4 separate regions of the Homo sapiens genome follow, and regions 2, 3 and 4 are each linked to region 1. The links are chromatin loops, found by intact Hi-C in ENCODE. Cell type or tissue: heart right ventricle. All regions are shown on one strand. Each heading gives the region's core, and the rest is flanking DNA. Links, peaks and the distances in the headings are about the cores only. Region 1 has its middle 16 kb from the start of NNMT. Region 2 has its middle 85 kb from the start of NXPE2. Region 3 holds the start of REXO2 (RNA exonuclease 2). Region 4 has its middle 75 kb from the start of NXPE2.

Region 1 (7,967 bases), core at 1,620-6,619:
ATCACAAGGTCAGGAGATCGAGACCATCCTGGCTAACACGGTGAAACCCCGTCTCTACTAAAAATACAAAAATCAGTCGGGTGTGGTGGCACATGCCTGTAGTCCCAGCTACTTGGGAGGCTGAGGCAGGAGAATTGCTTGAACCCAGGAGGCGGAGGTTGCAGTGAGCCAAGATAGCACCACTGCACTCCAGCCTGGACAAGACTCCATCTCAAGAAAAACAACAGCAACAAAAAACAAAAACAAACAAACAAAAAAAACCATGTTGGGGTGAAGGTGGTTGAGGACTACTTGGAAAGGAAAGCAATTCCTGAGCCTCAGCCAGGACCAGTTTCCATAGTCCAGCCACGAGGTGTCCAGGCCTGACCTACCCCTCCTATACAGTTTGTAAATTGCAGGCAGATGGCATCCAGGGTGATAGGGCCTTTGGCAGAGCCAGGTACCAGCAGTGTTGCTGTGGCAGGTGGCCAGCTTGCTGGAGATCCACATCTGCCTGGCACAGAGAGGCTGGAAATCAGGGTGGAGCCTCCCTAATATCCTGCTGGCAAAAGCTGAAAACCTGAGTGGCTTCTGTGCTATCTGCACTATTTTGCTTTGTTTCCTTTCCTCCTCGGCTTGTTGCTCCTTTGTCACATGCTTACTTACAAAACTTACTGGGACCTGATTTAGGGCTATCTGCTCTGTTCCATTGATTTTTCTTTGCTTCCTACTAATTACTGTAACGGTACGATACCTATTTAGGACATCTGTCCTATCACTACTAATGCTATACAAATATCAAGATTATGAAGTTCACTCTTCTCCCTCTGTTTATTACCTATGTAAAAAGCAAATCGTTTTATGTTCAGGGTAAAAGATGTTAGGACTAAGATTGGATCTTGTAATTCTCTTCTTCCTTTATTGTTTTGTTTAGTTTAGTTTTTGAAAAAGCATGAGGTCAGGTGGTTAAAAGAAAATGCTTATTAAATTGAAAAAAAAGCAACAAAGGCAGAATATAAGCTTTTTTAAAAATTGAGGATAGACGTAATAACCTCATGGAAATAAGATTCTGTAAAGAAAACTAAGCCTCGGAAGTAAAACAGCTGTGATTGTCAGTCTTCAATCTCTTGTCAAAAAGCTTTCGGAATGAACTGAGAATCTGTACAGTGGAAGGAAATTCACTCATATGATTATATTTTCTTCCTCCCCTTTTATTTTCCACTCTCATTTCCCTTTCATAGACAACCATCCCAAGGTGTTTGATGTCTATTCTTTATGTGCATTTTGGTAAAATGTGTGCTGCTGCTGTGTATGCATATATTTGTATTTGCATCATTTTCACTATGCATTAAAGCCCTATCACATTACGTGTGTATGTGACCCACTGCTTCATGCCACTGCATCGTTCTTCATGATTTGCACCCCTCATTTATTTATCCACACCCCCAGGAGCAGATACCCAGATTGTTTCCAACTCCCCAACACAATGATTCCAGAGACATCCATGTCTCCTTCATATAGAGACCTGTGTGAGAATTCCTATGGGGGGCATTCCCAGTAGTAGAACTGGTGAATCCTAAGGTATCCACATATTTAATTTGAGTAAGAACCACCAGATTGCCCCCAGCAAGGCTATACCAGTCTACACCCCCATCAGCAGTGCATGAGGTTCCCTGTATCGGCACACCCACTCCCATCCCTACCATCAATTTTTAGAATGATCTGCTATACTAATTTTTGCTAGTCTAATGAGAATAAGTGAAGTTGTACACTTTCTCTGATGAGTTTGAGCACTTCTAAACATGCATATCAGTATCAGTGAGATAAGCTAAGTGATGTAACAGACCTCAAACCTCAGTGGCTTAACAAAATAAATGTTTGTTTTCACATCACAGACCATGATGGCAGGCAAGGGAAGGGTACTCCCCCAGTGGTCCTTTCGGCACTCAGACTTCTTCCATTGTGTGGCTCTAAGGCCCCAGAGCCTTCCATTGGATTCTCTTCATCTAGCCCTCAGAGGAGGGGAGAGAGCTCTCGGAGGAGATTGGAATGCGAGGGTTTTGAGGACACAGCCTAAGTAGTGCCATACATTAATCTGTTAATATTCTTTGGGTCAGAATTCCATCACATGGCCTGAGGCAAGGGGGCTGTGAAATACAGCCTGGATGTGTGCTGAAAAAAGGACATGCAAATTGGGGAGGAGTTAGACAATCTCTGTCACAAAATGCTTGCTAGCTTTTGGAGTTTCCTCTTCTATACATTTCCTGGTCATATTCTTGCTCCTTTTTGTCTTTAGACTTTTTCCTATTGTTGATTTGCAGTAGTTCCTTGTATATTCTAGAAAATATCTGTCCCCTGTTGGTTTTATTCACTGTAAATATTTCTTCCAGTCTGTCCACCTGATCACTTTGGCAGGAATCTAATTATCAAGCAGGAATCTAATTTTTTTATTGTTTTTGTATTTGTTTACAATTTTGGGGTATTTGTTTGTTCGTTTGTTGAGACAGGGTCTCACTCTGTGGCCCAGGCTGGAGTGCAGTGGTGCAATCACAACTCATTGCAGCCTTGACCTCCTGGGCTCAAGCGATCCTCCCATCTCAGGCTCCTGAGTAGCTGGGACTTCAGGTGCATGCCACCATGCCTGGCGTTTTTAATTTCTAGTAGAGTGGAGATCTCACTACATTGCCCAGGCTGGGGTTTATGATCTTAACCTCTGGATTCCTCTTGAGTGTACTTCATTTCAGGCACAGAAGTCTTTAGTCACTTTACCTTCCTTTGTCAATTTCCTCATCAGTCTCTAGTTCGCACAGGAGTCACTTGTTCAGGCACAGTGAAGAAGACATTCCCCCAGAGAAAAAGGCCTGCCAGAAAGCTAATTTCCCTGCCTCTAATTCTCTTTTTTGGCATCCAATTTCCCCTAATCCTGTAGTCCCTAGCCTAGAAAAACTCAGTTCTCCAAAGCCCCTGTGGAAATGTGCAAACCTGTTCAAGAAGCCCTTTCAACTGGCTGAAGAGGGAGACAAGAGCCAGCTCATGGAGTGTGTATCTATTAAAATGGTTGCAACAGTAAACAGTGCCAAACTGGAACTTTCTCAAACACACTGGAACTTCTAATCCCTCTCATGTTGTGTCTTGACTTTGATTTCTTGCTCACACTGTCTGACCCTTTGCCTGAAAAGCCCTCCCTCCCTTTGCTTGTCTAAATTCTTTTATCTTTAATAGTCAGCTTGGGCATGAATTCCAGGAAGACTTCATTGACCTCCCTCCACCATACCCCCAGGGCTAGGTTAATGGACCTCCTCTATACTCCCCAGTGCTCTGAACATCTCTCTCTCACTAAACTTGCCACATTATGCTCCAATGGCCACTTGTCCACTAGAAGGTAAGCTTTTTGGAAGAGCCTGAATCCCATTCATCTTTGTATTCCTCCCACTTGCATGGGCCCTAACGCACGGATTGGCCTTAATAGCCATTGAACGGATCTAGTGAGCTAATTGTGCCCCATCTGCTGCAATTGGTCCTACTGCCCCAGCTTCGTGGGTTTTAAGGAGGTTTTTACTACAGCAGAGAGAGGCTGGAAGAATTCTCCTCCAGAGGCCAGCTAGTGTGCCCCTCCCTCGGTCTGTCATCCAGGCAGCATATGGGCTAGCCTACGTCCCTAGTGGGACCCTGGGCCAGCAGGTCTGGGTTGGCTTTCCTGGGCCTCAGCTTCTGTGGTGGAGGTGAGGCAACATGTAGAATACATGGCCGGGTGGAGGTCAGGGCACTCTGCGCTGGCTGCGGCCTTCCTCTTCCTGGTTCCCTCATTCAGTGGTCAGGATCTGGGAGAACAGGAGTGCAGGCTGCCGGCAAATGAGCAGGCCGGGGACAAGCAAAGGAGGGAAGAGCCCTCCCACCCCACTGGCCCTGCAGCCCCCAAGCTCAAGACTTGGCTGCCCTCTTGTGCCCAGAGAGTGAAAGACAAGGGAAATAATCCAAAAACAGGTCTTGGTCAGGTGCCTGCAGCCATCCTGCTGTCCTTGTTCCTCCTTTTCCCAAAGGGCACATCGCAGAGACACACATTCAGCAGGATGACCTGCCTTGTCCCCAAGAATGGACCACCCACCCCAGTCACTGCCTGTACCTTCCCCTGAAGGTCTGAGTACCTAAGACCCTTCTCTGGAAGGGAAAAAGGAAGGGCTTGAAAATGAATAAGGGGATTCTCTGGGGCAGGGCGGGCAGACAGGGTGTGCAACAGGCAGGATCAGCTCCTGTCTGCCTGTAGATTCTGCTTTCAGAGGTGTTCTCTGCTCCACCTTTGGAGAGCTCTGGTCCAGTGAAAGGGTGACTACTGGGCTTAGCACCCTTGCCCTAGGGGCTCCCGGCTCACACACCACCATCTGGCTGTGTGAGCCCAGCCCAGGTCTGTCTATCCCAGGCACTTGTACTCAGCCCTCCCTCCAGCCCTCTGCCCCAGGTACTCTCCACAGTGCCATTCTTTCTACTTTTAGGGCTTCTCCCATTCTGAAAATCATGTCCTCATCTTTATTTGTTTATTTTCTCATTGTCTGCCTTCCCTTCCCTTCCCAACTAGAATGAGAGCAGGGCCCTCCCTGTCTGACTCATTCTCCATGGCCTCAGAATGCAGAATGGGGCTTGGCACATAGCAGACTCTCAGTACATGTTTCCTGATCGAGGTTTCCCAAACACGCTCAGCATCCTTCCGTGACCCCACCTTTGTCACGTGGCTTCTTCCACCTGAAACACCTTCGACGCCCTAGTCCACCACCACCTTCATCTCACCACCTGCCTGGCAACCTGCTAGTTCCTGTTAGTTCAAAGTCAGTGTGGACATGTTACCTCTTTGTAAAGACTCCATTATCTCCCCCAAATTAGGCATTTCTTTCTGTGCGCTCTCACCTCCTATAAACTGCTGCCACTACTGTCTGCAAGCCCAGCGAGGGCAAAAATTGTTATCCTCACATTCTTAGTACCTGGCAAATGATATATGAATACTTATTGGTGAAGTCTGATTGCAGGGGCTCCTAGAGCCACGCCTGAGCTACCTTCCTAGCACTGTCTCCTTCTGCTCTGGCATAGGGAGCCCACCCTTGAGCCAAATGAGCCAAATGAAACATCACATCATTCACCCAGCATCTTCCTAAACTCCCCTTGGATGGGGTTAACACTCAGCCTCTAGTCCCATCTGCTGCAAGCTTCTTCTGGTATCCAACTCCTGATCTGACCCCAGCACCATGCTTTTAGCAGTGTTGTTTCCTCTAGCAGGAATGCCTTTCCAACCATCACCCTCCTTTAAGATTCATCTTCGCTGCAGCTTCCTCCATGAAGTCTTCTCCAGTTCCCCAGCAGGAACTAATCCCTCCCTCTTCTGTGCTTCCCATCATCCCCTTGTATTAGAATTAGCAAATTCTGCCTTGTAGTAGAGTCCCATGCCTACTCAGTGGGGACTTAATAAAAGCACGCTGTGTGTTTTTTAATAAATTCAGTGAATTGTAAGCTCTTCACTGTCACTAGCCACGCCTTGTACATGTCAGTATCACCCTCTCTCCCGTGAGGCCAATAGCAATACCTACTCACACTGGGCCCACGTGTATATGGTGACTTGAGGATCAAAGGAGCCAATAGTCTCCCAATGTGAATGTTCACATAACTAACACCAGGTCCTTAGAAGAACCTATCGCAGGACACACACCCTCGTCCTGGGTGGCCCAGGCTGGTCCATCCTACTTTATGCAGCAAGGGGAGCACCAGGCAACCCAGTCTTGCGTAGGGCACCTGCCCTGGAAACCCTGCACATGTGCCTGGCTGCCTTGTTCTTTGCCTTATGCCTTCCCATCCCATAGCAGCTTTCTGGCTGCACACTCCTGTGTACACTTGGAGCTCCCCTTGGAAGGAGTTAACACTCAGCCTCTGGTCCCATCTGCTGCAAGCTTCTCCTGGTATCCAACTTCTGATCTGACCCCAGCACCTGGGATACAACCTCATTCATCACCCATGTGGTGACACCACTGACAGATCTAGCCACTCTCCACTACCTGAATCACCACACATACATGTGCACACACTCACATATGCACACATAATACACACACACACACACACACACACACATGAGTATTAGGTCCACCTCCCACCCCTACCAACAGTCACCTCTGGTACTCTCTGCCTGCTTGGAGCACTGGCCTGTTCTATCACACCAGGTGCCCAGAACATTAGTAGTGCCTTCTAGGGACAGTGCCACAACCTTTGTACCTAAGTACAAAGAGAACATTCTTGATGTAGCTGATATAATTTGGATATTTGTCTCCTCCAAATCTCATGTTGAAATGTAATCCTTAATGTGGGAGGTGGGACCTGGTAGTAGGTGTTTGAGTCGTGGGAGCAAATCCCTCATGAATGGCTTAGTGCCATCCTCACAGTAACGAGTGAGCTCTTTCACAAGAGAGCAGATCGTTTAAAGAAGCCTGGCATCTCCTCCTCTCTCTCTTGCTCCCTCTCTCGCCGTGTGAAATGCCTGCTCCTCCCTTGCCTTCCGCCATGATTGTAAGCTTCCTGAGGCCTCAACAGAAACTGAGCAGATGTTAACGCCATGCTTGTACAGCCTGCAGAACCATGAGCCAAATAAAGCTCTTTTCTTTATAAATTTACCCAGTCTCAGGTATTCCTTTACGGCATTGCAAAATGGACTAACATAGCAGCCAACATATTTCTTCTTTTAGTAATGGGTAAAGGGTAAGGTAAAAACTACCGATGTCAGAACTAACGGAGAGAAAAAGAGGCAGAGTAGGTGCATGAGGCAGAATGTGGTCAAGGGCTTACGTGTTGCAACTATGTTTAGCATGAGGACCAACCCTGGGCAAAGGTTCTGATGCTGAGCTTAGCACTGAGCTTTACAGAGTACTCCACAAATATTTGTTGAATGAATCGATCACTTACCTGCCCACCACCCATGCCTATCAACAGTTACCTCTGGTCCTCTCTGCTGGCTTGGAGCACTGTCCTGTTCTACCACAGCCTTAGTAGTGCCCTCTAGGGATAGTGCCACAATTACATCTAAGGTTCTTTCACTTTTCTTGAAGTTCACCTAACATAGTATGTTATTTCTTCTCCAGGTCTCAGCATGTGGGAATTCCTGCTCTTCACCCCTCAACCCCATTCCTTCACGTGGCTTACCCTCAAATATCCTTTACATCTCACCAATGTGCTGCTACTTCCTTCAAAAAGTCTTTCCCCAAGTACCTCCTCCCTGCCTCAGACTGGGTTAGATGGTTTGTGTTGGATCAAGAAAGAAGACAGCTTATCCAGCTCTCTTTAGAACCACTCATTTCATGCATATATATAAAGTCAGCCAAAACTCTTACATACCACATCACACACATAATTATTTACTAAGTGCATTCCTATTATATCTTTGGGGTCTTACGATAACCCTGGGGATAGGTATTATTATGTCCATTTCTTTCTTTCTTTTCTTTTTCTTTTATTTATTTATTTACTTTTTGAGACAGAGTCTTGCTATGTCGCCCAGGCTGGAGTGCAGTGGCAAGATCTCGGCTCACTGCAACCTCCACCTCCCGGGTTCAAGAGATTCTCCTGCTTCAGCCTCCCGAGTAGCTGGGATTACAGGCATGAGCCCCAACGCCAGCTAATTTTTGTGTATTTTGTAGAGATGGGGTTTCACCATGTTGACCAGGCTGGTCTTGAACTCTTGATCTCAGGTGATCCACCCGCCTCAGCCTCTCAAAGTGTTGGGATTACAGGCGTGAGCCACTGCACCTGGCAATTATTTCCATTTCAGAGATGAGGAAACTGAGGCTCTGAGATGTTAGTGACCCACCAAAGGTCACAGAGCAAGTAAGTCAGAGAGCCAAAGAGGAAAAGCCATGTCTCCTGATGCGGAAACCTCTGTTCTTCTCATTTCATGGGGTAGGGCTGCAGTATTCGCAGGGGTGAGGATGGAGGTGCTGAATGGGCTCAGAAGTTGTGTG
Region 2 (7,967 bases), core at 2,495-7,494, 480 kb before region 1:
CTTTCTGGGACCAAATTACTCCATATGGAATTAAAGAGGAAAAAATATTTTTTTTTTCAGAAATTTCAAGGTGTAATTCTTCCTGGGGTAAGAGAATAAAAAACACAACTAAAAATTTTCATTAGATCTTGGAGAAATCAACTAATCAACTCCTAAGTTTCTGCTGACCAAAGTCATGTGCCCAGCACTGTAGTAGTTTCCATGTAGCACTTCAAAGAGATCATGAGTTAATTGGAAAGAAAAGAATAACATATATTAAATAATTCACTAGCAGACTGTTTGAGACTGACTCTAGTCACAGTGAGATGAGGAAAACTTCAGCATGAACCTGAACACTGAGAGGCACTTTCATGGAGAAGGTAGGAACTGAATAAAGTCTTAAAGGCTAAAGAAATGCAGGAAAAAAAAGAGGAAAAGAGGACAAGAAGAATGAAGGGGAAAGAAGGAACAGAGAAGGGAGAGGGAAGAAAAACTTGGGGAAAAATAATGAAGGAAAAAGGGAAAGTGTGGGAATAAAGCAAGGAGAGGAGTGAAGAGGAAGAAAAAAGCCAGAATAGAAGAATTAGAGCATTTCTAGAGAAAGAGGCTGGAATTAAACTAGGATGGCTTACCTGGAAGGCTGTAGATGTAGAGTCAGTGAGTAGTTGGATGAAGCCAAATTATATTCAAAGCTAGGGAGTCTAGCTATGATGCTTCCGTCAGCTGGTTCCTAATAGGGGATTGTCATGGAAGAAGTTTTGATTTATAGCAGGTGGAAGGGCAGCTTGGAGGGAATCAAGAACAGGAAGTACAAAGCCCAAGTCAGAGCTCTCTGTGATCTAAGCTATGTTCATAACAGCCTGCATTGCAAGATGAACAAGGAAAGGGTTCATTTGAGGGAAAATCATAGAGCCTTGGAATATTAGAAATGAAAATGGGGAATGAAGAAGAATAAAATATCAGAAGATCCGATAAGATTCTATCAGTCTAGGAAACTGGAAGAAACATGGTGTATTGAGGGAGAAACATGAAGTGTTTGGAAAAAGGAAGTGTGATGATTTTAAGTTTGAATGAGTTCATTGGAGGTGATGGCCAGTCACTCAAACAGGAAAATCATATAAGCAGTGGTGATGGTGAGGTTAAAATAGCAAGGACAAGGCCAGGGCTGGAGAGATGTACTGTAGGTGACAGTCAGCTCTCAGAAGAATTGGGCAGAGAGGCCCAAGGAGAAGCACTAAAGAAAAGTCCTTGGAGAATCCTCACAAGTAAGAAGGCAGGAGAGAAACAAAGCATTAAGGAAGACAGATAAAGTGTAATCTCAGAGGATAGGAGGAGAACCCCCCAAATCAGGTATACACAGATGAAAGTAGGAATGAATATCAAGAGTGAGGGAATGATCAATAGTGCCATACTGCAGAGATCAAGGATAATGGAGTGGAGAGCTAAAATGGTTGTAGGTATACCTCAGAGATATTGTGGATTTTGTTCCAGACCATCCCAATAAAACAAAAAAATCACAATAAAGCAACTTACACTTTTTTTTGGTTTCCCAGTATATACAAAAGTTATGTTTATACCATACTGTAGTCTATTAAATGTGCAACAGCATTATATCTAAGAAATGTATGTATCTTAGTTGAAAAATACTTCATTGCTGAAAAATATCAACACAGAAACTTGGAGTGAGCACGTGCTGTTGGAAAAATGGCACCTGTAGACTTGCTACACACAGTATTGACACAAATTTTTATTTTGTAAAAAACACAATATCTGCAAAGTGCAATGAAGTGAAGTGCCATAAAAAAAGTATGTCTGTATTTGTTGGAAACAAATGTCAGCTTGTATGAAAAATGAGATTGGGATGTCAGAGGTGGAGACATTAGCAAAGGCCATCAGCTTAAAGAGTTCACCAGGAAACAGGAAGAGAGGAAATTAGGAGTTATAATAGGATCAAAGATAGGACTTTCTGAGATACAGAGATTGGAACACATGGAGAGAAGGAGGCTGAAGTTGTAAAAGATGGAGGAATGAGGTACACCTTGTGGAAGAAAAATCCCAGAAGGAGCAGGGGTCCAGAGTTCACGTGAAGCAGTTATCTTTAAATGAGAGAAAAGAAACCTCTTTCTTTGAAAATAATGGAAAAAAGTCCACTCAGACACAAAGCTTTTATGAGGTGAGAACGAGGTACATTAGATGTTCACAAAGATGGCTTTAAACTCCCACTGATCTGAAATGGCCACGTAGCATGAGTGAGATAGAAACTTTTGATGGTTTAAGTTACTGATATTTTCAGATTGTTATTGCATCATAACTTAGCCCATCCTGACTGAATACAAGGAGAAAGTTGCCTCCTGAGGTTAGTATAGAAGGGAGGGATTGGGGTTTTAAGGAAAGAAGAGGTATGAAATAAAAACTGAGTAACATCCAAGTGATTCAAAACATACTTTTCTCAACATGTGTTCTGAAAACTTTCAAACCTACAGAAAAGTGTAGAAACTAGTGTAATGACCACCTATAGACTCCTCACCCAGACTCATCAGTTGGTAACATTTTGCCACATTTGCTTTATCTTTCTTTATGTAATGTATGTAGAGGCGCACACACAGAAGCCTCTCTTTCCTTTTTTTTTTTTTTAAAGAAAACTATTTGAAAGTAAGTAACAGACATCATGTCAATTCACTCTGAGAATTTCAGCATGTATCTTTAAGAACAAAGACTCTTTCCTTTAGAACTGTAATACTACTATCATGCCCAAATAATTTAATATTAACACAATAACTTTATCTTGCATACAGTTCTATATTAAAATATTCCCAACTGTCCTTAAATTTACATCTAGCTATCCCCAAACCCCCATTTATGATCTCAGCAAGGATCACATGATGCATTTGATACATATATGTAAAGAAGGAAAGCAGTAAGGTAGGGTGGGAAGAGTTCGAGTAGCCTGATTCTAATGAGCTATATTTGCACCATGAGGAAACAGGAGTTACTAGGTATAAAGTGACCTACTTGCTTGGAGAGCAGGGACCTTTCCCTGAGATTACTGGTAAATATGACATGGTGGTGATGATGACGTTGATGATGAAAAGCAAGATGAATGGTGCATAGCATCAAACGAAAAAATGACACTTTTCAGATGTTAATGGACTGATAAAGAAAAATTAGAAATATGATTTGGCAATGTAAAAAGTAATGCTAATTAGACTCTTCATACCCTACCAAAAATGTTTAATTACCATGCATTAAATAATCAATCATTAAATCAATGTGAAATTAATTTGTTCTAAGTTCTCTACACATACATGCTCAATTTGCAAGTAGCATGGTCAACTCCTCCCAACTTTAATTAATTAGAGCTGGCACTGGTGATGGAATATTTATTTATGGACCAGGTGCAATTAAAGAGGAATGGGCTAGGTTCACTCTAGAAATGCTAAGGGGAATTTAAGATATGAATGCTTGAGACACCTAGAATCTCAGAGCCAGATGTGACTTTTGTGATCATTTATTTCAGTTGATCCCTTTATATCATGGGGATCTGAAAGTTATAATGTGAGGTCATGTGCTATTCTCAGTATTTCAAAATAGCTAATGGAAGTGTAGATTTATTGATGATAAGGCTGCACAGGCTAGATAAAACATCAGGGTGTTTTGTTTTGCTTTTGGCTAGAATTATATTAACTCCTTATGATAACAGCAGTTATCCTCTAACCAAATACTCCAATTAGCAGTTAAATGTATCTTCTATGAAAAAAAGAACAAAAAATTAATTTTACTTTAATCAGTGAGTTTGTTAGAAGAGGGATTTTTTCAAAACAAGGGGAAAGGACAGGGTGCTGAGGGAACAAATAGTAGAAGTCTTTCTAGTAAAAAGATAGAAAAGCACTATTCTTGCCCCATAATTTTATTTTATAGAAGATTGCCCATATGACACAGACAAGTTTATGAAGCTACTTAATAGAAGCAATTAACAGCAATCCCAGCATATCAAAGGCTAGTTGAGGAATAAATGTAGTGAACTAAAAGTAGAATGTCCCCAGTGACAACAAATTTGAAGCAGGAAAACCAGTCAGGAGGCTGGTGTGGCATCCCAGAGCCATGACGTTGTCCTAATTTCAAGCAGTAGATGTTGAAGTCACGATGAATAGGCCTCAGTGACTGATGGACACTGGCTTGGGGGTGTGAGAATGGAGGGGAAGGGAAGGAAGCACCTCAAATGACAGTGGGGTTTCTGACTGGCAGCTTCTGAATGTGCCATTTGTTGAGGCAGAGGAGAAATATCATAGAAAACAAATATTGGGAAATGACCTCAGAAGGCCTGAGAAGGCTGAGATTTAAAGACTGGCTTCTGTTTCAAAGGTGTCCAGGGAATCTTCCCAGCCTGCTCTCTAGTCATGTGCCAGCAGGGAGAAGCCTCTGCGGAAGGCAGACGCCAGGGGTCAGTGCAAGCCCAACTTCCCCATCTGGAGTGCTGAAGTCCCTTTCCTTCAGCGTCTGTTCATTACCAAGAGAATTTAGGAGAACTCTAAACAGCAGATTCGTTTATGATAGCAGCATTTACAAGCAGTTGTAATTATGGTGTATGGAAAACAATTATTCCCTACTAAAATTGCTCTTTTAATTTTCTCTTATTTGTCCCACAGTGAATGTTAAATAAGCCTCATTGCCTCACAGACTGTCTCGGATATGTGCACGGATGTTCCTAAATATCAGGCTGTGAAAGACACAACATGTTCTAACCTGCGCATGCACACTCCCACACACACATACACACTCACATCACACATTACACTGACAAGCCCCGGGACAAGCATGCATAGGTACCCCATGCCACTTCCCAACCCAGGCCCATCTCATGCAACCTCCTCCCCATCCACCTGGAAAGCACCTGCTCATCTTCCTCAAGAGTCACCTCTTCTATAAGCCCTTTCCCTCCAGAGCCCCCAAACAGACCTGGCTACTCCATCCTTTATGCTACCATGCCCTCTGAGCAGGTATTTCCCCCTCTGGAATGTCCATTTACTTCTGAGTTTACACGTTAGTCTTCACACATGAGATCTTAAGTACCTTGAAGGCACGGGCCTTATCTTATGCATTACCATTCCCCAAAGCTCAGCACATGTAAAAACTTAATAAATCAGTTTTCAGTTAAATAAGTGAATAGTTTAGCATAAAGAGGCTTGGCGGCCGGGCGCGGTGGCTCACGCCTGTAATCCCAGCACTTTGGGAGGCCGAGGCGGGTGGATCATGAGGTCAGGAGATCGAGACCATCCTGGCTAACAAGGTGAAACCCCGTCTCTACTAAAAATACAAAAAAATTAGCCGGGCGCGGTGGCGGGCGCCTGTAGTCCCAGCTACTCGGGAGGCTGAGGCAGGAGAATGGCGTGAACCCGGGAGGCGGAGCTTGTAGTGAGCCGAGATTGCGCCACTGCCGTCCGCAGTCCGGCCTGGGCGACAGAGCGAGACTCCGTCTCAAAAAAAAAAAAAAAAAAAAAAAGAGGCTTGGCTAGGGACAAGGAAAAGGGCAAGGATGAAGACATTTAGCATGCTGGAAAATCACAACCAGGGCCTGCCTCTAACTTACACAGGCTTCCCTAGTGAAGTCATGGGTGTGATGCTGGGAAGTCTGCATCAGACTGAATCGTGGGGTGCCCTGGATGTCAGGCTCAGTGGACAAATAATAAAACACCATCGTAGGTTCTTGTTCTGGTAGTTATGAAAATAACGGATTGCTTTCTCTTTCAGTTCATAGCTGAACGTACTGCTCTCCTAATAAAGGCCACAAAATTGCCTGCTTTCCCAAAATGTTGGTTTGCAAATAGCTTAGTTTTCATATTTTCAACCTCTACCTAGAAAGGCAGGAAAGGCAGTAGGTGTCAGGAGCTGAGTTTGCCTCCTTTCTGAGGACTTCTGTGATAATAAAGCACATTTGCAGAAATGCATTCCATTTCAAAGTATCTGGGATCTTAGTGTGGATGCAAAGACAATGCACCGTAGGAGTCCCTAACTGCACTTGACAAGAAAATAGGTGTCCTTCAAATCAGACCCCTCAGACAGATGGGTGGGGATGAGAAACAAAACACATCTTCATAATCAGAAGCAATGACATTTAATAAAGTGATTAGGCAGTGACAATAAATAAGTTCTCAGGCCATCTTGGAGTGATTAATGTGGGTGGATGGAGGCCAGGATCTATTAGAGGAGGGATGTGGAAAGCTGTTCTTTTGATTAAAATGTGTGTTTGGGGGGTTGAAATTTCAGGGAAGAGTTGTTATTAATTGATTGTCCCTGGCCTTAAAATGGTCTTGATTATTAAACAGCTCTCTTTTTACATTTGGAGAAGGAGTGGGAAAAGTCTCTTTTCACATATGAGGGACAGGAGGAAGGTGCTGGTGCCAAGAATCCTTTGTTGGAACTGAACACCTTGCTGTTCACAGGCACTTTGGATTCTTCCCTGTCCACAGACTCTCCCTTTGTCTTGGATAAATACTTAAGGAGCTTCTGAATTCCTTTATTTGCCCTCTTAACACCAGTGGGCAGAGCAGTGCGGAAAATCCCTGCAGCTTCATATATAAGTTTTTGCTGTTGTTGTTGTTTTACCTGTAACCCTAAGTTTTAATCCATTCAGGTGGCTATAACAAAATATCATAGGCTAGATGGCTTACAAACAACAGAAATTTATTTCTCCCGGTTCTGGAAGCTGGGAAGTCTAGGATTGGGGCACCGACATATTCTTACCTGGTGAAGGCCTGTTCCTCATAGACAATGGTTCCCTTTTGCTGTGTCCTCTGGTGGTGAAAGAGGCCAGCAAGGTCTCTAAGGTCTCTTTGATAAGGGCACTAATCCCATTTATGAGGGCTCTGCCCTCATGACCAAATCACCTCCCAACAGTGCCACCTCCTAACACCATCACATTGACGATTAGGTTTCAATATGTGAATGTGCAGGGAGACACAAACCTTCAGACCATAGCACCCAATGCTAATGAGTGCAGAGAAAAAAGGCCTGAGTTGTCTTTCTCCATCTGCATTTAGAAGCGCCATGAAAAAAAAAATCAAGGGTGTTAAAAGAAGATGCATGCAAGGTTGTGTTAAGCATAGACCCCAGACCCCAAGTACCTTGTTGAAGCAGTGACCCTTAGAAAAATACTTTTGTCCACAGAACTTGAGAATTGAAAGGAGAATTAAAATCTTCTGGACCAGTGATTCCTAGGATTTTGGATTTCATGAACTAATAAAAACAATTTTCTTAAGGCAAGATCTTTTTTGTACATTGACAAATAAAGCAATTAAAGATAAATTACTATCTACCACTGACAAAATTACATAAAATATAAAAATTAGAACATAATCTCTAAAGGACTAAAGGATTTTAAAATGTAATACAGTTTACTCTATGAAAAACTTATTCGGTATTCTAATTTTCCTCATTTTATAGCGTATAGTTTAATTAAACAAATACTACATAACTGGGAGAAAGTTTAAGATACATACAATCTCTGACACTCCAGCAGAAACTGACGCAATAAGGAGAATAATAATAGCTAACACTCAATGAGCATTTACAAGGTGTTAGTTAAAAGGATGTAATAAATCTTACCATGGTTTATTTTATGTGTCTTTTATGTGTCAATTCATTTCATCTTCACAACACCCCAGAGGTGAATATTATTATTATCCCCATTTTACAGATAAGAGACTGAGGTACAGAGACATGAAACAGCTTCCCCACGGGCTCACAGTAGAAGGTGGTAGAGACAGATTTCAAACCTAGATGGCCTGGGTCTGAAGTCTGTGCTCCTGAGCCCTAAAGGAGGCTCCGAGGACCTCCGTGGGTTAACTGGCTGGAGTGGCAACAGCCCAAGACTTCTGTGTGGGTGAAATTGAGCAATCAGCTGGAATCCTAGCTGACAATTAAAAAGGAGAGAGAGAGAGAAAGAGACAGAGAGAGAGTGTGTGTGTGTGCGCATGTGTACGCATGTGCGT
Region 3 (7,967 bases), core at 1,232-6,231, 160 kb before region 1:
TCTCAGATAAGTCCTGGCAGTTAACAGTAGCTACGGCATTAAAGCAAGTCACCTCAGCTTCTCCCTCTGTAAGATAGTGATAATAATAAACTGTACCCCTTCCCTCATAGAAATGTTAACAGGATAAAAGAAATTATAGATATGAGCTCTTTGAACTCTCTGATAGAAAAGTATTCCATAAATCCAAGGTATTATTACTACTAAGGTGGTAAAAACAGTTCACAATCACTGAAAGAAATGGCTAGAATTTAATTAAAATACGCCTGACATCCTACTACTAAAAAGGAGATTTAGCCAAACAAGAAAACTGGTGTTGGTAATCTCTGCGAAGAAACAAAAAATTTTGCTTGGATAACAGATGTTTTATGATAGTCACGAAGGAAAAAGAAAACCCAAACCTATGAAAATGAAAAAAAATACTCATACTATTAAAAAAAATACTAACAATGATGGAAAAATCAAACTACTACAAACTATTTTAGATCCCTATTTAGCAAGCCAAGGGACCACACCTACAGAAAAATTTTCAGAGTAGGATGCCTGCTCTTCTACCAGCATAAAACATTTTTCTCAGACTCTTATAAAAGAATAAAACATACTGCAGAACTGATAGCCCCTAAGCTTTTTTTTTTTTTTTAACATCTTTATCCTCATCTGACTTAGTCCATTTACAAATGCTGCATTCATCTGCAGCTGTGTGAATACATACCCAAATTTCCTCCAGGGTACATATCAACCTACGGGTCCATTAAACTGTCAGTATTTCACATTATATCAACAGTCTAAAGGAAACACTCTTCTTCGGCCAAGGGTAAGTTAGACTGGTAAAATAAAGACACTTCTCTTCACTATTGATCTCCAATAAATCCCAAGTAACAGAAAAAAACAACCAAATCTAAAACTCAGGGCTTTATTTATACAAAGTTAAAAAAGTTGTTATGATGAGAAGTACAAAGTCTCATGATTCTCCTACAGTTGATATGTGGGGAGGATAAGCCTGGTACTCCACAAACGCAGTCATTAATCTAGAAATACGTCCTCACCTCTTTTACCTACACAGCAAAACAAACAAAAGTGTTAACTGCAGATTTACGAAATGTATCCAGTGCCAGTAACATATCAATGCTACCCTCTAGGAACTTATTTTAACAAGACTCTCTTTTCCACAAACATCCCTACTTTGTTCCTATTCTGGAGTTTCTGGCTCTGAATACTGCTGACAGTATAAAACAGAATTATTCAGGGTCAGGGATTTCACCCCCTACCAGATGGTGTCACATCCTTATTAAATGTTTCATGAGTGGCTGAAATGCAGCAGGTGTGTTTTGTTTTGCTAAATGTTTCAGTTGGAAGTAGCATGCAAAAACCTTAATCATGCCCAATCTGTCAACAACAGAACACTTTACGGGTGTGCACTAACAGAAATTCTAAAATCTTAATACTGATCTAGAAGAATCACATGTCCTAGTTGAAAAGGCAGAATTGTAAATATGGAGTCAAGTTAAAGTCAAGGTTATGATATAAAGACGCAAACATTGGCACGAGTCACCAAATCTGATGGGAGGACAGCTGGCTGTCCTACTTGTTAGGAGCACCTTACTGAGACAGCCTGAGTTAAACTCTTGGCTCCCCCAGTAAACAGCCACTGGGACCTCAGACAAATTACCCAACATCTCTATGCTCAAGTGTCCTCATCCATCAAATGAGCATTATAACAATAACTAACTTATAGTTGCTGTGAGAACTAAGAACAAAGACATATAAAGCACACAGAAACTGTAGCTGGCATACAGTAAGCGCTCAGTAAACGACAGAATTTATGTTTCTGTAAATTTCTGGCATGGTTAATTAAAAAATAATGTTTAATTTTTAATTTTCACTAGGCTGTGAGATGGATTACTTTGGTTCTAGTACCACCCCTACCATGACCTAGCACATTACCTTAACCCATATAGACCTCAACTTTCTTATTTTTTAAATAAAGAAGCTGGAAAAAATGATGGTTATATTTCCAGTGCCCTTTAAAAAGTATGACTGTATTACATGGCATCACGTACTTCAGCCAAAATGTTGAGATCAGAGTCAGTTATCAGACAGGCCATCTCAATAATCTGGTCCTTCTCAATGTCCAATCCTGTCATCTGCAATTAAAAATAAATATATAACACACACAAAGCCATCATTCTGGCCTCTTTTACCCAAGTTTATTTAACAGGAATTCCCTCAAACATAGTCAGCTTGTAATCCATAGCCGAAACAGAAGAGAAAGAATGCTCCTCGGGCAACTACTGAAGGTACTAAACACGAGTCCTCGTTTATTCAACAAACATTTACCAAGGGCCTGCTATTTGTCAAGCACTGAGATTCTACTCCGGGACAGATGCAAAGTAAGTAAAACTGAGTGCTGACATCACTCAGTTTTGGAAGAGTTGGATAACTACCACCACCACGTCTCTGCAGAGTTTACAAAGTTTTCACATTAATTACACCACTGGACCTTCACAATCTAATGGAAAAACTACTGTTATTATCCTCACTTCATATAAACTGAGGCTCAACGGTGGGAGGAGCCCTTGTTTCGGGCATGGAAAGCCTGAAGGGATAGGAACTGGGTTCTGGTCTCAACTCAGACTCTCACTAACAGCACGACCTTGAATGAGTTGAATCCTTTCTGTGGGCCTCAATGTTCTCACTTATGGAATGAGGGGTAAGGCTGAGTCATCTCCGGAGTCCCGTCTGGCCCTAACAACCTAGGGTCCTTTAAGGATTTAGTTGGGGGAAGCTGGGAACAGAGCCGCTGCCCCCGCCCCCACTCCAGTGACCCAAGCCCAGAGACGCCAGAGCGTTAGGAAAAGTCCACATCTGGGCGGAGGGGTAGGGAGGAGAAGAAGCCACACGGAGGACTCCTCCCTTGTGGAAAGAAGCCCTACAGCGCAGCACGGCGCCCAACACCCGCAGGACTCCTGCCTCCGGACTTGCCCTGCACCGCCCGTGGCCGGCCGCGCTCACCTGCCACACCTGAGACCCAGACCCCCAACGCTCTCCCAGGACGGGCTCGACTCCTCGGTTCCACGAGCGAAACCTCACTCGCCTCCCCAAGCCCCCCGCCGACCTCACTCACCTCCAGGTCCACCCAGACCATCCGCTGAGCCATGCTCTCCCCTGCCGCCATGGCTGCGCCACCTTCGCGGACACCTCGGGCCCCGAACCGTCCGTGACTCCCACCTACACCCCGCAACAGCCTGGAGCCCAGGGAGCCGCCTAGCATCACCCGGGACCAGCAGCCACGGCCCCAGTCTCGCAGCCGGCGCTGGCGCAGGCGCAATAGTCGCTAAACGTCGCAAACCCACGGGGAGGCGCACGAGCTGAAACCACACGTCCCAGCGTACGGTGCGCCGGCTCGCCCTCAACAGCCTGGCTTGGCTGCCGAAGGGAATGATGGGACTTAGAGTCTCACCTGCGGTTGCGACCAGATGCCCCACCCCCGCCACGTGTTTTTCTGGTGTTACTGGACGCGCTTGTTTTTCACTGCTAAGTTTGTTTGCTTCCAGGAGTTATTTCCTGAGTTTTGGTTAGTTGTAACCGCGCAGTTAAAAAAGAACTCTTACTTTGGTTGGTTGGAAAAGAGCTGATTATCTCTGTATGACATTTTTTTCATGTATATCTTTCCTTCTTTGCATTTCTTTTTCTTTTTTTACTTACCTGCCCCTCTATTCCACAAACTGGATATTTTCCTCATTTATTTGGGACCAAGAGGCAGTGTGCTTTTGGGGGCCAGAAGGCCATTAACATTATCATCAAATCATTTAGAAATATTTAAATAAGATCTTGTCTGAGAAATCATTTAGCACGTATCAGGTGTTCAGTCAAAGTTAGTTACCTTCCTTCTTTTTCTTATGGGAAAGCGGTCCAGATCCAGACCCAAAGAGTGGGTTCTTGGACCTCCTGCAAGAAAGAATTCAGGGCGAGTCCATAAAGTGAAAGCAAGTTTATTAAAAGTAAAGAAATAAAAGAATGCCTACTCCATAGGCAGAGCAGGGGCATGGGCGACCGAGTATACTTACACTTATTTCTTGATTATATGCTAAACAAGGGGTGGACAATACCGGGAACTGAGGGTTCTCCGCTTTTAGATCATATAGGGTAACTTCCTAAGGTTGCCATGGCATCTGTGAACTGTCATGGCGCTGGTAGGAGTGTCGTTTAGCATGCTAATGTATTGTAATTACTGTATAATGAGTAGTGAAAATGACTAGAGGTCACTTTGTCATCTTGGTTTTAGTGGGATTTGGCCAGCTTCTTTACAGCACCCTGTTTTGTCAGCAAAGTCTATTGTGACCCGTATCTTATGCTGACTTCCTATCCCTTCCTGGCACTTAGAATACCTAACCTCCTAGGAATGCAGCCCAGTAGGTCTCGGTGTTATTTTACCCAGCCCCTATTCAAGATAGGGTTACTCTTCAAATGCCTCTGACAATTTGGCCAAGGATTATCCCTTATTTCTTATGAAATGCGGCCTGCATTTCAGTTCACCTATTAGGTGTCTGCATGATGACAACTTGCTACTCTGTTCTTAAAAGTTCTCAAAGTTAAATTTCGTCCTCCTATAACAAATCTATGCAGCAAACTAACTTAAAATGAACTAAAACAGTTCTGCCTGCTCTGCCATCTTCTTGGGCTTTGATCCAGGTGTCTTTAATCTCCTGCAATGACTGCTATAATGTCTATCATTTCTAGGAGTCCAGGTGGCCAGCATCAGGACCTTTAGGCCCTGGAGTGTCAAATTTTGTGAGTCTCTTAAATCTTGGCTATTCAGTAACAGATTTGTGGCAGAGTGCCGCTTTGTCACAAATATCAATCTCGGCTTTGAATTATAACCTCTATGTATTTTTCTGAAAGCCATATTGCTACTCATTACAGAGCTTGTGGTCCATCCTACCTGGTTTTATGAGAGAGAAACTTTGTTGCCTAATAGGAGCTTTAAGGAAAGTGTAGGGTACTGGATTTCACCTTCTACTGATTTTGTGTACCCAACCCACCACCTGCAAGGGCCTAGAGAAACTCTTTGAAGGGCCATCAAAAGGTATGCACAGATTATACACATAAAGACTTACTGTGCACAATGCGTATATATTTTACCTGCATTGCCTGATGTCGCATTGTTTTACTATACCTTTTTACTCATTTGTGGCCTACTTTATGAAAAATGGTGTGCATTTCTTCTTTAGTTTTTTCTTAGCTTTAAACTCAATTCATAGAAAGTAGAGTCAGTTGAGGCCAGGCACGGTGACTCACACCTATAATCCCAGAACTTTGGGAGGCTGAGGCGGGCACATCACGAGGTCAGGAGTTCGAGATCAGCCTGGCCAACATACTGAAACCCCGTCTCTACTAAAAATACAAAAATAAACTGGGCATGGTGGTGCATGCCTGTAGTCCCAGCTACTCGGGAGGCTGAGGCAGGAGAATCGCTTGAACCCAGGAGGCGGAGGTTGCAGTGAGCTGGATCACGCCACTGCACTCCAGCCTGCACAGCAGAGCAAGACTCTGTCTCAAAAAAAAAAAAAGTAGAGCCAGCTGAAGTACAGAAAACTTTATCAATTGGGCTTTTTATTATCTTCTTAAAGTATTATGTATTTAAAATTTTAAAGAACACCATTTTTTTCGACTTTACTACTGGAATAATGTTTCTAACATGACATGGCTAAGGACACACAAACCCTTCCCTCTTTTGAGAGATAACTACTTTTTTACATATTTTTTAATTTTTATTTTTTAAATTGTGATAAAATATAGATAATATAAAAATTTACAATTTTAGCCATTTTCCACATAAAGTAGGGGTCCCCAACTCCTTGGCTGCAGATCGGTGCAGACTGGTACCAGTCTGTGTCATGTTAAGAACGGGGCTGTTCTGCCAGAGGTAAGGGGCGGGGGAGCAAGTATTAGCACCTGAGCCCCGCCTCCAGTAAGATCAGCAGTGGCATTCGATTCTCATAGGAGCACAAACCCTGTGTTGTGAACTGTGCATGCGAGGCATCTAGGTTGCGTGCTCCTTATGAGAATCTAACTAATGCTTGATGATCTAAGGTGGAACAGTTTCATCCTGAAACCATTACTCCCCCACCCCCATCCATGGAGTAATTATCTTTCATAAAACCGGTCCCTGGTGCCAAAAATGTTGGGGACCACTGGTATAAAGCATGGTGGCATTCAGTACATTCACATTGTTGTGCAACCATCACCACCATTTATCTCCAGAACTTTTTCATCTTCCCAACTGAAACTCCATCCCATTAAACATTAACTCCCCGTCTCCACCCAACCACCACTCCCAGCCCCTGGCAACCACGATTCTACTTTTTGTCTCTAAGAATTTGACTACTCTACGTACCTCTTACAAGTAGACTTATGCAGTATTTGTCTTTTCATATCTGGCTTATTTCACTTAAACTGTCATCTCCTCAAAGTTCATCCATGTTGTAGCATGTGTCAGAATGTTCTTCCTTTTTCAAGCTGAATAATATTTCATTGTATGTATGTATCACATTTTGTATACATTAATCCATTAATGGACACTCTTGTTGCTTCCACCCTGTGGCTATTGTGAATATTTACATGGTTTTTAATTTTTATTTTTATTTTTATATTTTATTTTATTTTTGAGACAGGGTCTCACTCTGTCACCCAGGCTGGAGTTCAGTGGCATGATCACAGCTCACTGCAACCTCCATCTTCTGGGGCGCTCAAGTGATGCTCCCACCTCAGCCTCCCAAGTAGCTGAGACTATAGGCACAGACCACCACACTGGGCTAATTTTTGTATTTTTTGTAGAGATGAGGTTTTACCACGTCGCTCTGGCTGTCTCGAATTCCTGGGCTCAAGCAATCCACCCATCTCAGCCTCCCAAAGTTCTGGGATTACAGGCATCAGTCACTGCTCCCAGCCCTAATTTTATTTTTTATTGCTCCCTTCTTACCAGTGACTTTCCCAGACCAGTTTTGTTCTTCCCAACTTCTGAACAAAGATCACTGTGATAATCAATCCACAAGTGACCACCCACTTCCCTGGTCCCTCTTTAGAGTTATCCCAAATCGTATCTTTAAAAGTCCTTCTCAGCCAGGCATGGTGGCTCACACCTGTAATCCCAGAATTTTGGGAGGCTGAGGTGGGAAGATCACTTGAGACCAGGAGTTTGAGACCAACCTGAGCAACAAAGCAAGATCTCATCTCTAAAATAAATAAATTAACTTAAAAATTAAAAAAAAAGAATTATCCAGGTGATATAGTTTGGACCTGTGTCCCTGCCCAAATCTCATGTTGAATTGTAATCCCCAGTATTGGAGGTGGTGCCTGGTGGGAGGTGATTGGATCGTGGGTGTGGATTTTCTCATTAAGAGTTTAGCACCATCGCCTTGGTGCTGTCCTCATAACAGTGAGTGACTTCTCGCAAGATCTGGCTTTTTAAAAGTGTGGCACTTTGCTATCTCTTTCTTGCTCCTTCCCTGGCCATGTGACATGCCATTACCCCCTTTGCCTTCTGCCATAACTGTAAGCTTCCTGAGGCCTCCCCAGAAGCAGATGCCATCATGTTTCCTGTACAGCCTGCAGAACCATGAGCCAATGAAACCTCCTTTCTTTATAAATTACCCAGTCTCAGGTATTTCTTTATAGCGGTGCACAAATGGCTTGATATAAAAAATTGCTACCGAGAGTGGACCATTGCTATAAAGGAACCTAAAAATGTGGAAGCAGCTTTGGAACTGGATAACAGGCAGAGGTTGGAAGAGTATGGAGGGCTCAGAAAAGACAGGAAGATGAGGGAAAGTTTGGAACTTCCTAGAGACTGGTTAAATTGTTATGACCAAAATGCCGATAGTGATATGGACAGTGAAGGCCAGGCTTAGGAGATCTCAGATGGAAATGAGGAACTTATTGAGAACTGGAGCAAAGGTCATGCATCTTAT
Region 4 (7,967 bases), core at 353-5,352, 470 kb before region 1:
ATTAAATGCCACTGCTCCTGAATGTGAATATTTGTTTTATCTCATCTCTGACACCTTCCATAGAGTTCTAGTCTAAGAACCCCAACTATTTTTCAAGATAAAATGAGTATCCCATTTGCCACTCTTCCCCATGAAGACCAAACAATACAACTGGAGATGCAACAGAAAAGCAGCTCTTTTCTGCATATTTCTCCTTTGGTTTCACTCACTGAAATCTTATCATAGGAAGTTATTGCTATAGAACAAGGCTGGCCTTTCCAAATCTCTCACTAATGGGGGTAACAATATTTTATCCTGTACATTTTTATTTTTAATTATTCCTTATTCTGAGGAGAGAAAGCGGTATAAAAGTTCTGAAAACTTCAGAAAGAGAGGACACTGAGAGAAAAAGAGGTAAGAAACAGGAAGAAAGAGCTTCTGTTACCAGTAGAAATGTCACCAAAACAGAATTTTTGCTCCTCTCACCAAAACCCAAATGTCACATGACTAGGGTAACGAATGTCTTGCCCTCTCTCGGTGGAGAAAGTGGTAAGTATGAAAGGATGGACAAATACATAATTAGTAAGGGAAGAATCTGCTCTGGAGGGAGATGTTTTTCACTTTAGTTGATATAGTCTTGGAATAAAAAAGAAAACTAAATTCTACTGAGTGCTTCCTGTATGTTATGAGGATACATTTTTTGTAACAAATATTTTTATTCCAAGAATAGAAAATTGATTTATATTTGCATGCCAACACCAATTGATTGGTAATGGCTTGCTGCAATACAGTGTTGAGAAGAACGCTGAGACTTTATCAAGTGCAGCTGGAAAGAGATCTGTGCTAAATTAACAAGGACTATTGTGGACAGAAGAGAGAAACATCATGTCTGCCAAGTCTACTAATCCTGCAGTGACATATTGGTTAATCCATCCAATGCTGCCATGAAAACAAGAGGAACGTAGGCGGTGAACACCCACCAAGACCTCAGCCTCATGTCATCAACCATTACATCTCCTTCCTTATGGAAATTTGAAACTGACATTGTTGGCTGCATATGTTTAAAAAGAATCTTAGAGATCCTCTGCACCTAACCCTTCACTTTATGAATATGGAAACTAGAAACAAAACAAGTAATCTACCTATTATTACTTTAAGGTATAGGTTTTTTTAATGTACATTTTTGCAGATAGTGTTATCTCCCTGTATAAAACTGAATTCTGAGAGGGACACTACAAAATAAACATTTCAGAATGTTATACCTTTATAGTGACATCAATTATATTAATAAAGAAAGCTTTCTTTATGGAGAAAAATTATTGGCCATTGAGGGAATTATACCTATGCTTAAGGATTTAGAAATATAGGAAGAAATCACACTTTAGGATGTCAAAATTAAGTATGATATTCATAATAAAGTAGAAATATTTTATTGTAGAATGAAAACAAGGAGTTTTTAAAAAGCTAATAATTTTACCTTTTTTCATTTGATCCTCACAACAACCTTAATAAAATGTGTTCAATTTTTTCCCTATTTTTCAGGGAACATGTATCATAGAGCTAATCAATGGCAAGGCTGGGACCTGTGCCCAGGCCTGGCTTATACAATAGTTTTGGCTCTTAACCTCTCTGTTCTATCGTCTCCTTCTGTGGCCTTTGGAAAAGAAGCAGTATCTCATTCTCCATGGAATAATAAAGTGAATTCAAAGGCATAACAGAGTAGGAGAAAACCACTTAATGGGCCCAGGAAGAAAGAGGTAACTATCATTGGAAAAAAAATGAAAGAAATGTTATACAGTGGATGTAAGGTATCAAGAGGGACCTGTCTCTGATGTACTGGAATCCAGAATGTGATGGACACTAAGACTTATCACTCTTTTCATCCCCACCATTTTGACTTATTCCTGAAGGAGTAGGGGAGTGGGGAGTGGAGAATGGAGAAGTACTCTAGAGAAGGATACCTTGTCATAAAAGTATGAAACTTGAGGTTCAGGGAGGTAGTATTCTTCATTTCAACTAAGGTTGGGATTTGAGGAGAGAAATCTAATCCATAGTCAGCCAGAGTGGTTTAATTTCTTTCTAGAACAAGATAGATAAGATAGGAGAAAGAGAGAGAGAGAGAGAGAGAGAGAGATGGGTGAAGAGATAGACAGAGATAGATGGATAGATAGATGGATAGATAGACAGACAGATAGATAGATAAATGGATGGATAGACAGATTAATAGATGGGTTGATAGGTAGAAAGATGGATAAATAGATACATGGATAGATAAAGTAAGCAAGCTGTCTGCAAAACTGGTACTACAGAATGGTGTGTGGTTTTCCCAGCTATGGTTTAAGATACTAATGTGTTGGTCTCCTGGCAGAGAGAAGAGCACACATCCAGGATATGCAGGCTACATGGATGCTTATTGATTTATCAAGCAGACTTTATGCTAAAAATAGAGGCAGAAAAAGAAAAACATCCAGAAATGAATCAGGATAGCATCTACAGCAAGAGAAGAAAAAATATCAGTGGAAGGGATGTCTGGTAGTTCACAGAGGAAGTAGTTCATAGTGGAAATGGAAGAAAACTTGCAAATAATAAGAGTGGCCTTAGTACATCCCCCACACAGCCTATGGGTAATAAATGAAGGCATCATCTCTCCACAGGAGCTTACTAACATGCTGTTAATTCTATTTTAGGAAAATCTTTTGATCCTCCAATCTCCAACCCCATTTTTCTGCTCCTCTTCATAGCAAAACACTATGATAGAGTTACCAATTGTCCTTGCATTTTCCCCTGAACCCTTCAGTCAGGCTCATACCTTAATCACCTCACTGAAACATCAATGACCTCCACATTGCAAAAATCTCATAGATCGCAACTTACTTAAACTAACAGTGGAGCAAATATCAAGCCATATGCACTGTTGTAGCCATGCTGGTTGTTTAATATTAAAATATTTCCACATCATTGACAAATAGACACATTTCCAAACTTCTAAGTGCCTCCACCAACCACTGCTATTCCCTGGGACCCATTTCTTACTACCCCAGGATCCAGAAATCAAAGAGTTAATCCAGGCATTGCAGAAGGCCTCCAGGTCCTTGCTCCGACACTAAGGCCAGTTTCTATTCCCATTGGTCAACAGCATATGTACCAGTTATACCCCCTGGAGCTCTCACTCCCTGGCATTGCCATACCCACCACCAGCCCAAGGGCCTGCCTACCCTCCACACACAGCCCTGAGGACCTCTGAGTGGGACCTTCTCTAACACAGCCTTCTGGAAAGCTTCTCTGGTGTCCACTGTGCTCCTGGAATGCCAGCCAGTCCACCATGGCTCTCATGACCCAACCTTAGATCCTGGCTCTAATAGGCTCAGACATTTGTAGAAAGTGCCCCTGATGACACTGGTATTCAAGCGAGCAGATGTCTAGGGCTCATTTAGCCTCTAAAATTGTGACCTGGTGCTTCTGGTACCCATATAGTGTCACTTTCACATGGCTGCACAGTACCATAGCCTCCATGACACTTTACCTCTGAGAGGGTCTGGGAGAGGCAGGGAACACAGGTGGTCAGGAAAAAAAGGATGGGGACCTTGGGGGCAGTTTGAGGTCAGGGATGCCCAGAGTGTGGGTCACTGTTGAATTTTACCTCCATCTAACTGCACAGGCTCACCCAAACCCACCAAACACTTGCCCATCACAAGAATTAGCAACAATAATTTCATTAATAAAAATGAGAATAATCATTATAGTATTTTCTCTATTCGGCAAATATTAACTTGTTTGAGTACCATAATCATCATTATCATTTTCATTTCTACAGATACGACAACTGAGGCACAAAGAAGTGATTTAAAACTTAAATGGCAGAATTAACATTCAAACCCAGTCAATGTGGCACATGGACAAATGCCCTTCACTGCTACAGTACTTTGCATCTTGTTTGACTCCAAAGATCATATTCCATCCAATTAAGTATGATATTCCAAAATGATTTTCTTGATTTAGTTGACAATAAGGGTACTTTAATATGCAAAATCTCAGTAACATCTGGCCTAAAAGATTTGGTGAGGATAGAATGTTCTTAATGTGAATGCTTTTCAATAGAAGCTGAAAGAATTTGGCACCATGATCAATACGATTTAATTTGGCACACTATGTCACCAATGACTATTCATAGGGAACTTTTTCTGTGTTTGAGTTTGTTCTCTTTACGCATGGCTCAGACAGCAGCATCATTTATCTAGTGAGAGCCTCCTCAAATAGACAATTTCTAAAAATTAATAAATGATTTGGAATTTGTTACAATGATTTGATGAATAATTTACACTACAACTATGTCACATGACAGAATTATAACATATTCAGCATAACTTTTTTAAAGGATAAAAGAGAATTTCTTTCAGGCTGTTATATATACACTTTCACATTAATATTTTACTATGCTGATTGTTAAATATTTTGAATATCACTTCATTTTTTTTTCTAAGACAGGGTCTTGCTCTGTCGCCGAGGCTGACGTGCAGTAGAGCAATCACGACTCACTGCAGCCTATACTTCCTGGGCTCAAGGGATCCTCCCTGGTCAGCCTTCCGAGTAGCTGGGTCTACAGGTGCATGCCAGCACACCCAGCTAACTTTTTGCATTTTTTGTAGAGATGGAGTTTCACCATGTTGCCTAGGCTGGTCTCAAACTCATAGACCCAAGGGCCTCTGAAAGTGCAGGGACTACAGGTGCTAGCCACTTCACCCAGCCCACTTCACCTTTCACTAGCATTTGACACTCCTTCCTCCTTAAAACACGTATCCATTTGGCTTTTATGCAACATACTCTTGTTTTCTTTCTTGGTCACCATTGCAAATTCTCAGTTTCCTTTGCTAATTATTCCACATCTCCCCGATCTCCAAATCTTAGTGTGTTCAAGGCTCAGTCTTATGACCTCTTCTCTTACCTCTTTTGTCTTCCTTGGTCTTCTTATCCAGTATCATGGCTTTAAATATCCTGGATACTCGTAAATGTGTACCTCCAAGCTTGCCTCTTTCTTGTACACCATACTAGTATATCCAATTGGTTACTAGACATCTCTACTTGGGTATCTAAAAGGCATCTTAAATTTAATATATCTAAAACTCTGAAACTGCCAGACTCCCACAGTCGTTCCTGTCTTGGTCAATGGCAGCTCTGTCCCTCTAGTTGTTCTAGCCCCAAACCTCAGTCATTCTTGATTCACATCTCATGCCCAATCAGTGAGTCTCCTAGGATCTATTTTCAGAATAGATCCTGAACCTGACTGCCCTTTAGCACCTCCTCTTTTATCACCCTGGACCATGCTATCATCATTTCTCACATGGACTATTTATATTTGCTCAATGATCTCCCTGATTCCACCCTTGCTCTCCTACTCTCTGTTGTTGATAGTGATAAAGGAATCACTAAGTAGTGATTACTTTTAAATATAAGGCAATTTAGGTGGCTTTTCAATTTAAAATCCTCCAATGGCTTCCATCTAACTCAAAATGAAAACCAAATCATTGTAGTGACCTGCAGACCGCTGCATGAACTGACAGTGCACTGCCTCTAACTCATCTCCCGGAAGCCTCTTCCTCCTTCATTTGGCTTCAGCCATACTGGCTTCCTTTCTGTTCCTTGTATGTGACAAACACACTCCTGTCTCAGGGGCTTCATATTTGTTCTATCTGCCCAGGAAGTTCTTCCCTGAAATATCCACATGGTTCTTTTCCTTACTTCCCTCAGTGCTTCCTTCAAATGTTATTGTTCTTGTAACAAATTAACACAAACGTAGCATCTTAAAACAGCACAAATTTATTATCTCACAGTTCTGTAGGCCAGAAGTCTAGAGGTCAAAATGTCAGCAGGGCTATTGCCTTGTCTTTTCCATATTCTAGAGGCTGCCCATATTTCTTGGCTCCAGGCCCCATTCTCCATCTTCAAAGCCATCATCATGGCATCTTCAAATCTCTTTCTTTCTCCGCTTTCATCATCACGTTGCCTTCTCTGACTCTAACCCCCCTGCCATTTTGTAAAGACCCTCATGATTACATAGGGCCTGCCTGGATAATTTAGGATGATCTCCCCACCTCATGATCAAGTGACCAAGATTTGGTCACTGATTCAAAGTCCCTTTTGCCAAGTAAGGTCACATATTTGCAGGTTCCAGGGATTAGGATATGGACATTTTGGGGGGTCATTATTCAGCTTGCCACAATGACTGTTGTAGCAGGCTTTCCCGACTGAAATATTTAAGCTTTTAAATCTCATCCCTCCACCAGAAAGCCCTAACCTCCTTTTCTGCTTTAATTTTCCCTAATGGCACTTAGCAGCTAAAAATTTGTCTGTCCAGCCCATTAAAAATGAGGGTAGGTAGGTTTTGTCACTTTTGTTTACTGATATATCACTGAACTAATATATCTGTGTATAGATATATTCAGTGTCTAAAGGAATACTAGGACACATTAGGAACTCACTAAATGTCTGTTGAATTAGTGTAAAATACATCTCATAAATAATAACATGGTGGAATGAGACTCACCACTGGAATCAACCAACGAATGGTGTATTGTAGAAGTAGTACAACCGTTTGCCAATATTTTGTTCTCTCCTTTTTGGCACATAGAAGCTGCACGTTCTGCTCCTTTGCAGTTGGCTGGGACCACATAGCTAATTCTGGCCATTGAAATGTGACCATAAGTAATGTATATCAAGTTTGATATGAGGCAATAAAAAGCCCATGCATGCTTCTTCGGTCTCTATCCCCTGCTGAAGCAACTAGGGAGTGGTCATTTCAGATAGTATAGATACAGAATGGCAGGACCTTTGACAGCCTGAGTCCCTGAGTGACTATGCAAAACAGGACCTTCACTCCACACCCCCCACCCCCACAACAAGAGTAGGACATAAAATGCCATCAAGAAATCAAATTTTGTTGTATTAAGGCACTGAAACGTTGAATCATTTGCTATCAAAACATAATTAGTCTACTCTGATTAATACAGGCTTCCATACCGAAAGTTGGGAGTCTGTGTAAAAAGCAACCAAATATGTGGCACTGACTTCACAGTTAGATGGCCATTGGCAAGACAACTAATATCAGAGGCTACAAAGGTTGTGATTCATGTTATATTGTAACCAAATATTTAGTAAAACTGTCACCTATGTAACTTGGGAAGTAGATCATATTTAAGTGAAGCTGGCACTCAAGGGGAAAACATAATGTTGGAGTGTTTGTTTAGTGATGTTTGTCATGTTTGGCTAGATACTATAAGAAATAAGCCAAGGGAAGAATTTCCCAGTTTGAAAGCAGAAATGAAAGGAAATGGGGAAATTTAAGAATTAGAACTTTGCAGGATTGAAAAGCCAATTGCTTCTGGACACCATATAGTAAAACTTAAGAGTCAAAAAGCAATTTCAGGATAGATGCCAATAAAATCTTTCAACAAATTATATTACCTAAAGGCAAGGATCAAATCAAGGATATATTGCTCAGTAAATCTTTTTCAATTGTATAAAACTACTCATGGCAGATATTAAGGGTAAAACTTGTCCGCAGACATGTGACAGCCTGGAGCAAGAGAACTGGGGGAGCAAAAATGGAAAGAAACATACCAGATATGATAAATTTGTCTCAAAGAAACTGTGAGATCTTTCACTTCTCTTTCCTTCCCTTATTGAAGAGTTTGATTCTAACACCTTTAGGTAGGCAGAGCAAGACGGACCTCTGTACCTGATGCGGAGGTGGAGGGAGCCTCAGTAGTGCAGTGGAGGGCATTGAACTGAGCTGAGTTAAGAGAGCACCTGTCTAGGAGGGCCACTTGGGTCTGAGCCTGGGTGGGTGAGAAGAATGTCCTCTTGGAGGAGGGCAGGGAGCATCTTGGCGAATGTTCAAAGCCTGAGGAAGGAGAGAAGAGAGTCTACATGGAGGGTGGCCAGGCATGGGTATCAGAGGACATTCATGTGGAAGACACAGATGGGGTGGGTGG

Evidence for each region. Hi-C counts contacts between places; a loop is a spot of excess contacts. Peaks named below come from ENCODE experiments on the same cell type or tissue, not always from the same donor. Only the 100,000 strongest peaks of a DNase experiment are listed, where the experiment ranks them.
Region 2: a loop joins it to region 1, with 8 times the contacts of the local background. A loop is called at or near these places in 37 of 110 quality-filtered maps.
Region 3: a loop joins it to region 1, with 2.4 times the contacts of the local background. A loop is called at or near these places in 12 of 110 quality-filtered maps.
Region 4: a loop joins it to region 1, with 4 times the contacts of the local background. A loop is called at or near these places in 37 of 110 quality-filtered maps.

Annotation. Positions count from the first base shown.
Region 1 is chr11:114,276,736-114,284,702 of GRCh38, reverse strand. It overlaps a transcript of NNMT not described here. Among named protein-coding and RNA genes, the nearest start is that of NNMT, 16 kb to the left of the region's middle. In heart right ventricle, for the core only: a CTCF peak has its summit at 3,919 (motif pointing left); DNase peaks (open chromatin) are centred at 3,872 and 4,542; H3K27ac peaks cover 1,316 bases.
Region 2 is chr11:114,759,074-114,767,040 of GRCh38, reverse strand. It overlaps a transcript of NXPE2 not described here. Among named protein-coding and RNA genes, the nearest start is that of NXPE2, 85 kb to the right of the region's middle. In heart right ventricle, for the core only: a CTCF peak has its summit at 4,414 (motif pointing right); a DNase peak (open chromatin) is centred at 4,410.
Region 3 is chr11:114,434,830-114,442,796 of GRCh38, reverse strand. It overlaps REXO2 (RNA exonuclease 2), which reads right to left and starts at 3,330. Exons shown (of 7, transcript NM_015523.4): 1 at 3,122-3,330; 2 at 2,058-2,141. The coding sequence starts at 3,268. In heart right ventricle, for the core only: a CTCF peak has its summit at 3,341; DNase peaks (open chromatin) are centred at 2,806 and 3,436; H3K4me3 peaks cover 2,828 bases; H3K27ac peaks cover 2,767 bases.
Region 4 is chr11:114,749,883-114,757,849 of GRCh38, reverse strand. It overlaps a transcript of NXPE2 not described here. Among named protein-coding and RNA genes, the nearest start is that of NXPE2, 75 kb to the right of the region's middle. In heart right ventricle, for the core only: no CTCF peak of the experiment used is centred there; no DNase peak of the experiment used is centred there.